2 separate regions of the Homo sapiens genome follow, and region 1 is linked to region 2. A link is a contact called in ENCODE Hi-C data. All regions are on one chromosome and are shown on one strand. The core of a region is the stretch at or near the end of the contact, and the rest is flanking DNA. Distances in the headings are between cores, read along the strand shown.

What was found. A loop is a pair of places that touch in the nucleus more often than their neighbours do. Pooled maps may share reads with other maps.
Region 1: a map of naive thymus-derived CD4-positive, alpha-beta T cell shows a loop between it and region 2 (2.7-fold over the local background). The contact joins the promoter of AKAIN1 here to the enhancer-like site in region 2. A Hi-C loop is called at or near these places in 3 of 168 maps with a recorded cell type or tissue (Caco-2, naive thymus-derived CD4-positive, alpha-beta T cell and ovary) and 4 of 50 pooled maps.

What each region holds. Positions count from the first base shown.
Region 1 is chr18:5,195,689-5,200,272 of GRCh38, reverse strand. AKAIN1 (A-kinase anchor inhibitor 1) reads left to right here and starts at 3,016. Exons shown (of 2, transcript NM_001145194.2): 1 at 3,016-3,235. The coding sequence starts at 3,220.
Region 2 is chr18:5,157,836-5,162,978 of GRCh38, reverse strand. All of the region lies in intron 1 of AKAIN1 (A-kinase anchor inhibitor 1), which reads left to right. Among named protein-coding and RNA genes, the nearest start is that of AKAIN1, 37 kb to the left of the region's middle. Within about 2 kb of position 3,723, at least 2 of the 41 ENCODE cell types and tissues checked have a DNase peak (open chromatin) inside an H3K27ac peak, as active enhancers do.

The sequences.
Region 1 (4,584 bases), core at 1,767-4,266, 38 kb before region 2:
GAGGTTGCAGTGAGCCGAGATGGCACTGCTGCACTCTAGCCTGGGCAACAGAATGAGACCTTGTCTCAAAAAAAAAAAAAAAAAAAAAATCTAGTAGCATTATTGGGGTGTTTCAATAAAGCTAACAGAATAATAACCCAAGTAGTAGTAAACATTGGAGATAGTATTGTTGACTGTAACATTTACTGGTGAAATAAATGAAACTGTAAAATAGAAAAATCACTGAAGTACCTCGGTTTTATTGGAAATAAAACAATGGTTCTGACTAAAATATATGCACACGAAAATTGGATTGGGAATATATTGTCCTCTGGCTAGTGATGTTGGGTAGAAAAAAATGAAGAGGTGATTGGAGGATGAAGGGCAGAAAACAGCTGAGGATGGAGGTGAGAAGAGTTGTTTTTTTTTTCTCTGTTCTTGACCTGTTGAGCTGGATTCTTACTACCTCCTATTGCTAATCAAATAGCCCAAGGAGCCCCAGACCATTTTCAGGCATTCTTTCTTTCTACTACCATCTTGGCTACTGTTTATCTTGGTAGTCTATGGGAATCCATCTGGGTTCCTTCTTTGTTTAAAACTCAAAAAGATAAGCTCTGAGGTTGGGAAAGATACAAGTAATTTCCTTCTGTTTAAAAGCTGATGCCTCTAATACCTTGCTAACCAAGTTTACTCCATAGACCAGCAGCATGGACATTACCACGGAACTTGTTGGAAATTCAGAATCTCGGGACCTAACTGCTTGTATTAGTTTGTTTTCATGCTGCTGATAAAGACATACCCGAAACTGGGAACAAAATAAGGTTTAATTGGACTGACAGTTCCATGTGGCTGGGGAGGCCTCAGAATCATGGCTAGAGGCAAAAGGCTCGTCTTACATGGCAGTGGCAAGGGAAAATGAGAGAGAAGCAAAAGCGGAAACCTCTGATACTGATAAACCATCATATCTCGTGAGACTTATTTACTATCACGAGATTAGCATGGGAAAGACCGGCCCCCATGATTCAATTGATTCGTACTGGGTTCCTCCCACAACATGTGGGAATTCTGGGAGATACAATTCAAGTTGAGATTTCATGGGGACACAGCCAAACCATATCACTGCTGAATCATAACCTTTTTTTTAAAACAAGATCTCCATAGGATTCTTACGCACATTAATGTTTGAGAAGCACTGGTCTAACATATTTTGTTTGCTTTCCCATAGGGTGTACTCTACTCCCAGGGTGCCAGTGATTTCCTGGAATGAGTTTAATTGAGGCTGTGCTCTCTCTTAATTAATCTGTTAATCCATCTCACAGCTAATCCTTACAACAAACCTTCAAGATACCTTAATCCTTATATTGCAGATGAGACAGGACAGGTTAAGTAACTTATTTAAGGTCATGCATCTAGTAAATGATGAGGATGTGGTACCTGGGTCTCAGTCTGATTCTCAAGTCTTTTGTTGTTGTTTTTCCTATACTATATTGCTTTTCCTTGAACTTAATCATGGGTAACTGTTTATGTATTGGGAGATGAAAGCCCATTTAAACATAAGGGCTGTAAAAGACAGCCCTTTTGAGTGTGTTACAAGAAAAACACCTTTCATTCCAAAATTATTTTAAATACTGTTTTACACTTCCCGTGGGATGAAGAAAAGAAGACAGAGTGAAGCATCATTGGAGAAACTTGGCAAAATGGGAGAACTCTATCCTGTCATGCACACGCTTTATCCTGCCCATCAGCTGACTTTCATCTTGCTGCTGCTGGGGTAGGCCCCATATGTTCAAGCCTGTGTTGAGCCAGGTGCTAACAGCAGTACTGATTGTATTATGTTGAGGCTGCCCATATGCCTTCATGCAAACTGTAGTTCAAAAGCTGTAAAACTATTTGCATTTTCAGTCTATCGGATGGCTTTAAAAAAAAAACAGTGCCAATCAGTCTATTTGGATGCTTTATATTTGCCAAAAGACTGTAGAACTTATTGCCATCAACCAATTATCAGGAAATACTTAATTTTCAGAATAGTTACATTTTCCAGGGATAGTTGCAAGTGAAGAAACCCCATAAAACACTGGAGATGACCTTGATTACCTTTGTTCTTGGAAAACCTTATTTAGCTGGAAAAATAGGGGAGAGGCTGGAGGATTCTGGGTGGCTTTAGCTTTGGGTTTGTAACCCACATGGACCTGTTTCAAGCTGGGTGACATCTAGTGTGGGCTGTTCACACTGCACAGACATTATTAGGGAATAGATACCTAAAGTGAGCAATGATTAGGAGGATGAAGTGAGCATAAGGCAGTCCCAGTACCTTTAAGGTAGAACTGGGTGTATGAGCGGGGCATGCAGACAGTTTTCAGCTGGGTGAGGATAGGGGAAGAACTGATGTTTCTTGATTGATCTCAGGGCTGTTCTCACACTTGCAGGGGGCTCTGTTGGCTCTTCCTTGTGAAGGGTGTATGCGTTATCTTTCCTGTGCCCTGGCCGGCCTTGCTTTTTCTAAAGTGATGACCTTGAGGACCTTCAAGCTTAGGAGCTTTCAGAGCCGGATTTGCCACCTGGGAGCGGAACCTGATAGTAGCGCCCTCCTCGAGCGCTCCATAGTCACTGTGTCCTTCCTCTTGCTCTCTTCCTGACGTTAGCAGAGGACTGGGACTCGCGAGAGAGGACTCACGGACCTCCAGGACCTATTAACTTGACAGACCCGCCCCTCTATTCGAGCCAGCCCAACTCGGAGAACTCAGAGTCATCCTCGAGAGTAAAGAAAGCTCTTAGAGTTTTTTTTTTTTGACAAATCTATCTTAAATGTCAGTCCAATATCCACGGCGACGAGCCACAGCAGGTAATTAAAAGCAATTCACTGTCCCCTGCCGGGAAGTTTACCTTTCTCTCTCTTGCTCTTCCGACCTTCGTCGCGTGAAAGCGGTGGAAGTGCTTTGCTCCCTAAGCAGCAGTGTACGTCGCCGAGCTGGCACAGGAATGAGGGATGGACTGAGCGGGGATTCACCCTCCTCCTCCCGCCGCCGCTGTGGCCGCATTGTGGAGGCAGAGCGCGCGGCGGCGGCTGGAGCTGCGGCCCCAGGATCTAGCGGCGGGAGCTGTCCGGGGTGCTGACCGCCCCGCCCGCCGCCCGCCCAGCGCGCCCTCCTGCACCGGACCCCGCCAAGTCCGGCCTTCTTCCCATCCTCCGTCTGCCTGTCTTTCTCTCTTAATCTGGGGGCGTAGCGGCTGGAAGAAATCATGGTGTTCGCTCCAGGTACACCGCACCTTGCTTTTTCACCAAGTGTCTAGGAGGGGAGCAGGGTAGAGGACGGAGAGGAGAGGGAAAAAAGGCCTCTTTACCTTACGGCCCATCTGCGCGTTTCGGAGTTACTGTCTGTGCTCATGGGGCGGAGGAGTGCCTCGGCGCGTCGCCTTCGCCCCTCTCCCCAGTCCCGCCCCATCTGTCCTCTAACAATCTCCAGCCCTTCCTCGCCCTCGTCCCGCTGCTTCTCTTCCCATCTGGCTCCTCCACACCCCTTCCGAGCTCAGGAGCCTTAAGAACTGGGACTTTCGCCAGCAGCACCGGCACCTACACGGGCAAGAGAGTGGAGAGGTGGGGCAAAGAGTAGTGGGCTTCGGGCTACTTGCGTGGGAATCTCCCTCACTGCTACTTCCCCCTCCGCAGAATTGGCAAAGTGACCCGGGTCCTCCTGGCCTCCCGAGGAGAAGGAGGCGAAGTGGGCGAAGCCAAGGGGAGTAGGACGAAGGGCAGAGGAGCGATACTTCTTAAGGAATTAGACCTGAAACTCCGACCGGAGGCTGCAGCACAGAGGCAGCTACTGCGGCGCCGCTGGAGGTTGCCGTGTCTTTTTGGAGCAGGCGGTGAAGGACCTTGGTCCCTTTGCTGCTCTCCGTGGCTACTAGTTGGCGAAGAGTCAGATTTGTCTGCGGTTGACCGGCTTGGCGGCGTGTGCGTGCGTGCGCATTTGAGTCCGCCCCACTGGAGCAAGGGAGGCCAGGCTAATCGAGGAAGCGGGGAAAAGCGTGGTCGTTGTGAACGTCCGACGCTGTCTCTAGGGGTAGATCCAAAGTATTTCTCTCTCACGCATTTTAGGGTCTGATTTCGTTAAAGACTGCTGTGGAAAACAGGGAGTGGGGAAGGCTGGAGGGGCCTAGAACTCTCTAGCTTTGTTCCTGGGGTCTTTAACTTGAAAGATTGGCATGTATTTGCTGTGGTCATGGGCTTCAGATGGCTGGGGAGAAAAGGCGTAATGCATTTTTTTTTAAAGGGAAGAATTGAGTCTTTTCTTCAAAAAATTCAATTAGCAAAACTTGAGAAGAGCAAGTCAGTCCCCTCCCCCTCCCCCTCAGAATGCTAGCTGGGGAGGGAGGGATGAGTTTCTGTAGGCTCTGGCTTTACCACAGGCAGTGGTTCTTAGAGGAACGCCTTAAAGGAATGCCCAGGAGCTCTTCCCATGCCCATCCTAAATAACTCAAGGGAGGAAATTGTTCCATATAGCAAAGGACATTCAATCAACACTGGAGCAAGGAAGTTGGAAAACAGCTCTTTGCTGCATTTATACAGCACTTAACACTTTACAAAGCAGTTTCATGCTGCTATCT
Region 2 (5,143 bases), core at 2,474-4,973:
GGTGGAGCCTGAGAATCTTCATTGTAACTATCAGTCCTAGGTGATTCTTATGGATACTAGATTTTGAGAGTCACAAACCAACAAGAAGCTCCATGACCTGCCTGAGGCTATCACTTAGACCTGACCTTTCCTGTAACTGGTCACCCTCTTTATCACTTTTCCCTTTGTTCTCTGCTTTCCAATGCCTATCCCAGGGCTGAGTGAGCCCTTTCCTCTTCACACTTCTGTCATTGATGATTTATTTTTTATAAAGAGAAATATGCAAAATGAGAATTTGTAACTCACAGTAGCTTTTGAAATCAGCCCAGCAGCTACACACACACACACACACACACACACACACACACACACACGCATCACATTGAACTCTTCATAGAGTTTGAATATTTACTACATATTTTTATCCTTATATTCATCCTAGGCATTTCTATTGAGATTCAAAGATGAGTTAAACTAGGCTAGGGAGTTAAGACCTGCTCATAGTTCCCAGATATTCTGTGCCTTTGGTGAACATTTTGAGGACCAGGAAATGTGGATTTTCTCAATCAATATCCCTAATGCCTGACATGTTGCCTGGTCTGTAGTAGATGCTGAATAGAAGTTGAAATGACTCCAGGTATTATCTACCTCCTCTAGCAGATCCAACCCTCCAGGACATGGGCCAAGAGAGCAGTCAGAGCAGCAGGATTTCTAGCTTGCTCAGAATCCTTACCTAGGGGACCAGAAGAGTGAGATCCACCTTTCCTAGCTCTGGCTTCCTGATTTCTGGAGTTTTCTTTCTAAGAGAAGAGTCTAGTAAATAGGCCAGGTGAGAAAATGTGGCCATGCAACTGTATCATTTGTTATTTTCACTGATTTTGACCTAAGTCCTTATAATCTCTTTAACAGTATACAGACTCAAGTTAGCCCTTTTACACATAAATCCTTCTCTTCTCAGTATCCATTACAGTATCAATTGTTTTTGGTCTGTGGTACATACGCCTCTCAGATCTCCCAAAAACCTTGAAGAGCTCCATCTTTTACTACTGTTCCCTTCGTTTGCATGTGGCTATTAGCAAACAAATCCAGCAATCTATGAAAAGAGTAATAGATCACACCTGAGTGAGTTTATCCAAAGAATTAAAGATTGGTTAGCATTAGAAAATTGGCCAGTGTGCTTTGCAATATTAATAAATTCAATGAGATTAAATAATACGTTTATCTCAGTGGATGTGAGAAAACATTTGACAAATTTGATAGGCATTTCTAATTAAAAATAATTCTTAGGCAGCAAGAAATAAAAAGGAAATTCTTACACTGACCAGTGGGACCTACCAAAAGCTCCAGAAAATATCACAGTTAATATTGGGATAGCAAAATCTTTTCCTCTGAGATTAAGAACAAGATAGGAACACCACTTTTTTTCAGTCTTCTAATAGAGGCTCCAACCAGCATAGAAAGGTGAATAAGTAAGTAAATAAATAAATAAATAGAAGGTGGAGAAATTGAAAGGAAGACAGCAAGTTGTCATCACTGGGAGATGCAATCATTGTATATGGAAGTTTCAACAGATTATTAGAATTAAGAGAAGTTGGTGAGTTTTCTGAATTTAAAATCAATAATTAACATAACAGATTTATTTCATTTCTATACATTAACAATAAACACTTAGAAAATACAATTTAAAGAAAAATATAATTTACTATGATGTGAAGTATCTTGGAATAAATTTAACAAAAGATGTACAATACCTTGTAAACATAATTTTTTTTAATTAAAGGAGATCTAAATAAATAGAGAGATACACTATGGACATGGAGCCGAAGAACAAAATATGGAAAGATCTAATTTTCCCAAGTGAAGCCAGTGAAGCTCCATGGAACTATGGAGTCCCAGCCAAAATCCCAACAGGTTTTTAAAGTTTTTGAACCTAATATTTTGATTGCCAAATTTACATAGGAATTCAAAGGGCCAAGATTAGCTACACTATTATTCAATAAAAATAGTAAAATGGAGAGACTTGCTGTTCCAGATGTTAAGGCTTATAAAGTACTAGTATTTAAGACAGAGAAATGGGTGCAAGTCAAGTAGTTCAATGGAAAAGAATAAATAATTTAAAAACAGCCCACCACATATATGGATACTTGGTTTATAATGAAGGAGGCATGGCAAGTCAGTAGGGAAAGGCCAAACGTCTCAAAACACAATTCTGTGGCAATTCACTATTCATACGAAAATACAGGAAATCAGGTCCTTACCTCACACTATGCACAAAAATCAATTCCAACTGGATTAAAGTACCAAATGTAAAATCAAAATTGCAAAGTTTTCAAAAGACAATAGAGGAGAACAACTTCATGATCTCAGGACAGAGAGCTGAAGACCACAACAAATTATTAACAAGAAATGAATAAAAAAACCCAGATTTGATTACATTAAAATAAACTTCTGCTCATTAAGAGAAACACAGAGGTTCTTTTTCTGAGCCACAAAGAGGGCCATAGAAGTATCTGCTGCACATATAATTGACAAGGAATATATATAAAAAAGTAAGAAAAAGGAAAACAACCCAGTAGAAAAATGGGCACATAACTTAAACGGGTACCTCATAAAAAGGGGAATCGTCATCATAAATCAATCTCTGAATAGATGTTCAACCTCATTAGTTATCTGGGAAATGCAAATAAAATCCGTGAAATATAATTGCATGCTTACCAGGTTGAAACTTTTAAAATGATGACACATACTAGGTATTGGTTAGAATTTTGAACAATGACAGGGTTCCTTGCTGAGGAGAGTGCAAATTTGCTGACCTCCTTTGGATAACAGGTTGGCAATACTTAGCGAATTTGAGCATGCTTATTATTCTCTACAATGCAGACAACTACTCCTATTTCTAGATTCTGGAAGTTCCTGCACATGTGTAGGCAAGGCCAAGAATGGTAGAATCATTCATAATAGCTAAAAAACTGGAATCAAGCCAAATTCTATTACTGATGGAATGGAAACATTGTGGTCTATTCATTAAATGGGGCACTATATAGAAGTAAAAATGATCAAACCAAAGATACAGACAACAATATAAATTTGTGACAAAATATTAAAGAAAAGCATGGAAATGATTGTGAGAAAATTCTGGAGATGATTTATCTTTCGCAGGATTAAGGGGACACGATTGGAGAGCAGTACTCAGGTGGCGTCTAGGATCTGGCCAATGCCTAGTTCTTAAATTGAGTGGTGGCTAAACAGACAAACCAACTAACAGATTATGTTAGAAGAGTTTGTGGCTGAAGAACTTAATGTTTCATGAAAAAATAAGATGAATTGAAAAAATGCAGCTGTTATTTTCACTAAATAAGGCAAAAATGACAGCACAATGACAGTGTTGTCATTGTAAGTTCTTGTATCTTAAACTAGTCAGTTCTTATGTCTTCTATAATTAATTTCTATTTTACCATAGTTTGCTTGCTAGAAACTTTTAAGCCACTATCTACAATTTCAGTTAGATAACATGTAATTTAATTTTATTTGAAGGTAGCTAATTTGCATCCTCAAAGGTACTGTTTCACTTTTCCTCCCTTCCTCTAACTCTTACCTCCCTTTCTTCTTGTCTTCATTTCTGGTTCTCAGACCAAAAGCTCAATACATTTGACTTGGAGTTTTTGAATGTGGCAGCCGAGGCTCCCTGAGACACAGGGTGAGACACAGGGTGAAACACGTGACATTAATTTCCTGTCACATAGTTCTAACAAATACTTCTAAAGTCTGGGTTTATTTTTCTTCAGCTACTTTTTTTCTTCTGAAATATCACTGGAAAAAAAAAAAGACGTAAAACATCTGATCTTGTTCTTCACTTCCTTTTCTATTTCAAGCCACCTGTTCTCTCTTTCTGATTAACCCCAACACAGTAAAAAGAGCCAAGATTCTCATTCTCATGGTTATAAAAAAAAAAGATATAATAAAAGAAAAGCCACATATACTAGGATAGGGAACTCATGGCTGGAGCAAGATTTTTGTATTTCTTTATCCTATTTGTAGGTGAAGCAGTGTTGACTCGTATTCTCATTTATCCACTTCAAAAATTAATCAGATGTTTTCACCTGTATTTTGTAGTTTAGTTGTAAGAAAACCAAGGCTTGTTCAGGTGAACTCAGAAAGGCCCTGAAATGGGATCCAAACCCAGTGTCTCTAAAACAAGGGCTTTCTCGGCACAGGCTCATGACTACAGAGCCTCAGAGTGTTGGCAGGACTTGGTTCAATACATACCCATGTGTGCAGGGTTCAGGAAGTTTATAAGCTTGAGGAGAATGTTGTCATGGCAAATGGTTGACCAACAGGAACAAAATTATCTGGGAACATCACTGGACCCAACTGAAAAGAGCTTATTTTCACACTTCTTTGTTCTGTAGTGTTTGAAACCAAATGGAGGGAGTGGAGAACTGACCCCTTTAGAAGTTTGCAGGCATGCAAAGGGAAGAGGAGGAGGGAGAAAACAAGAAGCTAGGAGATGGCAGAGATGAACTGGGTGTAACATTTTGAAACTGCTAATTGGCCTAGCCATATGTGGCCTGGAAATTGGAGCAGCCTTTCTAATATTCACGTTCTAGTGTGTTTTCTGCACCGTCTCTCATGCAGAGGGGCTGAGCTGGCACCAAAGGAGTGTCTCCTCAGCTGCTTCCTCTTGTGCCTTAACTCTCACTGCAGCGAATCAGCAAAACATAGCAAAGGAGGCCAAGAGCAGAAAATTAATGGGAGCAGAGAAATTGGGGGAAGAAAGAACAGACTGGAAAACAGTGACTTTCACAGCCACTCATTGAACCATACTTACAGATTGTGCACTGGGCACACGGGACAATGTTGAGTGACAACAAAGGGAGTCATCCCCTTGAGAGCAGATGCTCTAGGGGACACAGGCTGCAACAACCTTGTGAGGGCGTGCCATTATTGTACCCATTTTAGAGGTGAGGAAACTGACTTGTTCAAGATACCACAGTCAGTTGTAACAGAGCTGGGCTTGGTGTCTCACACCTGTAATCCCAGTGCTTTGGGAAGTGGAAGCAGGAGGATCACTTGAGGCCAGAAGTTTGAGACCAGCCTGGGCAACATAGTGAGACCCTATCTCTGCAAAAAGATTAAAAATTTAAAAAATTAGCTGGTGGTCGTA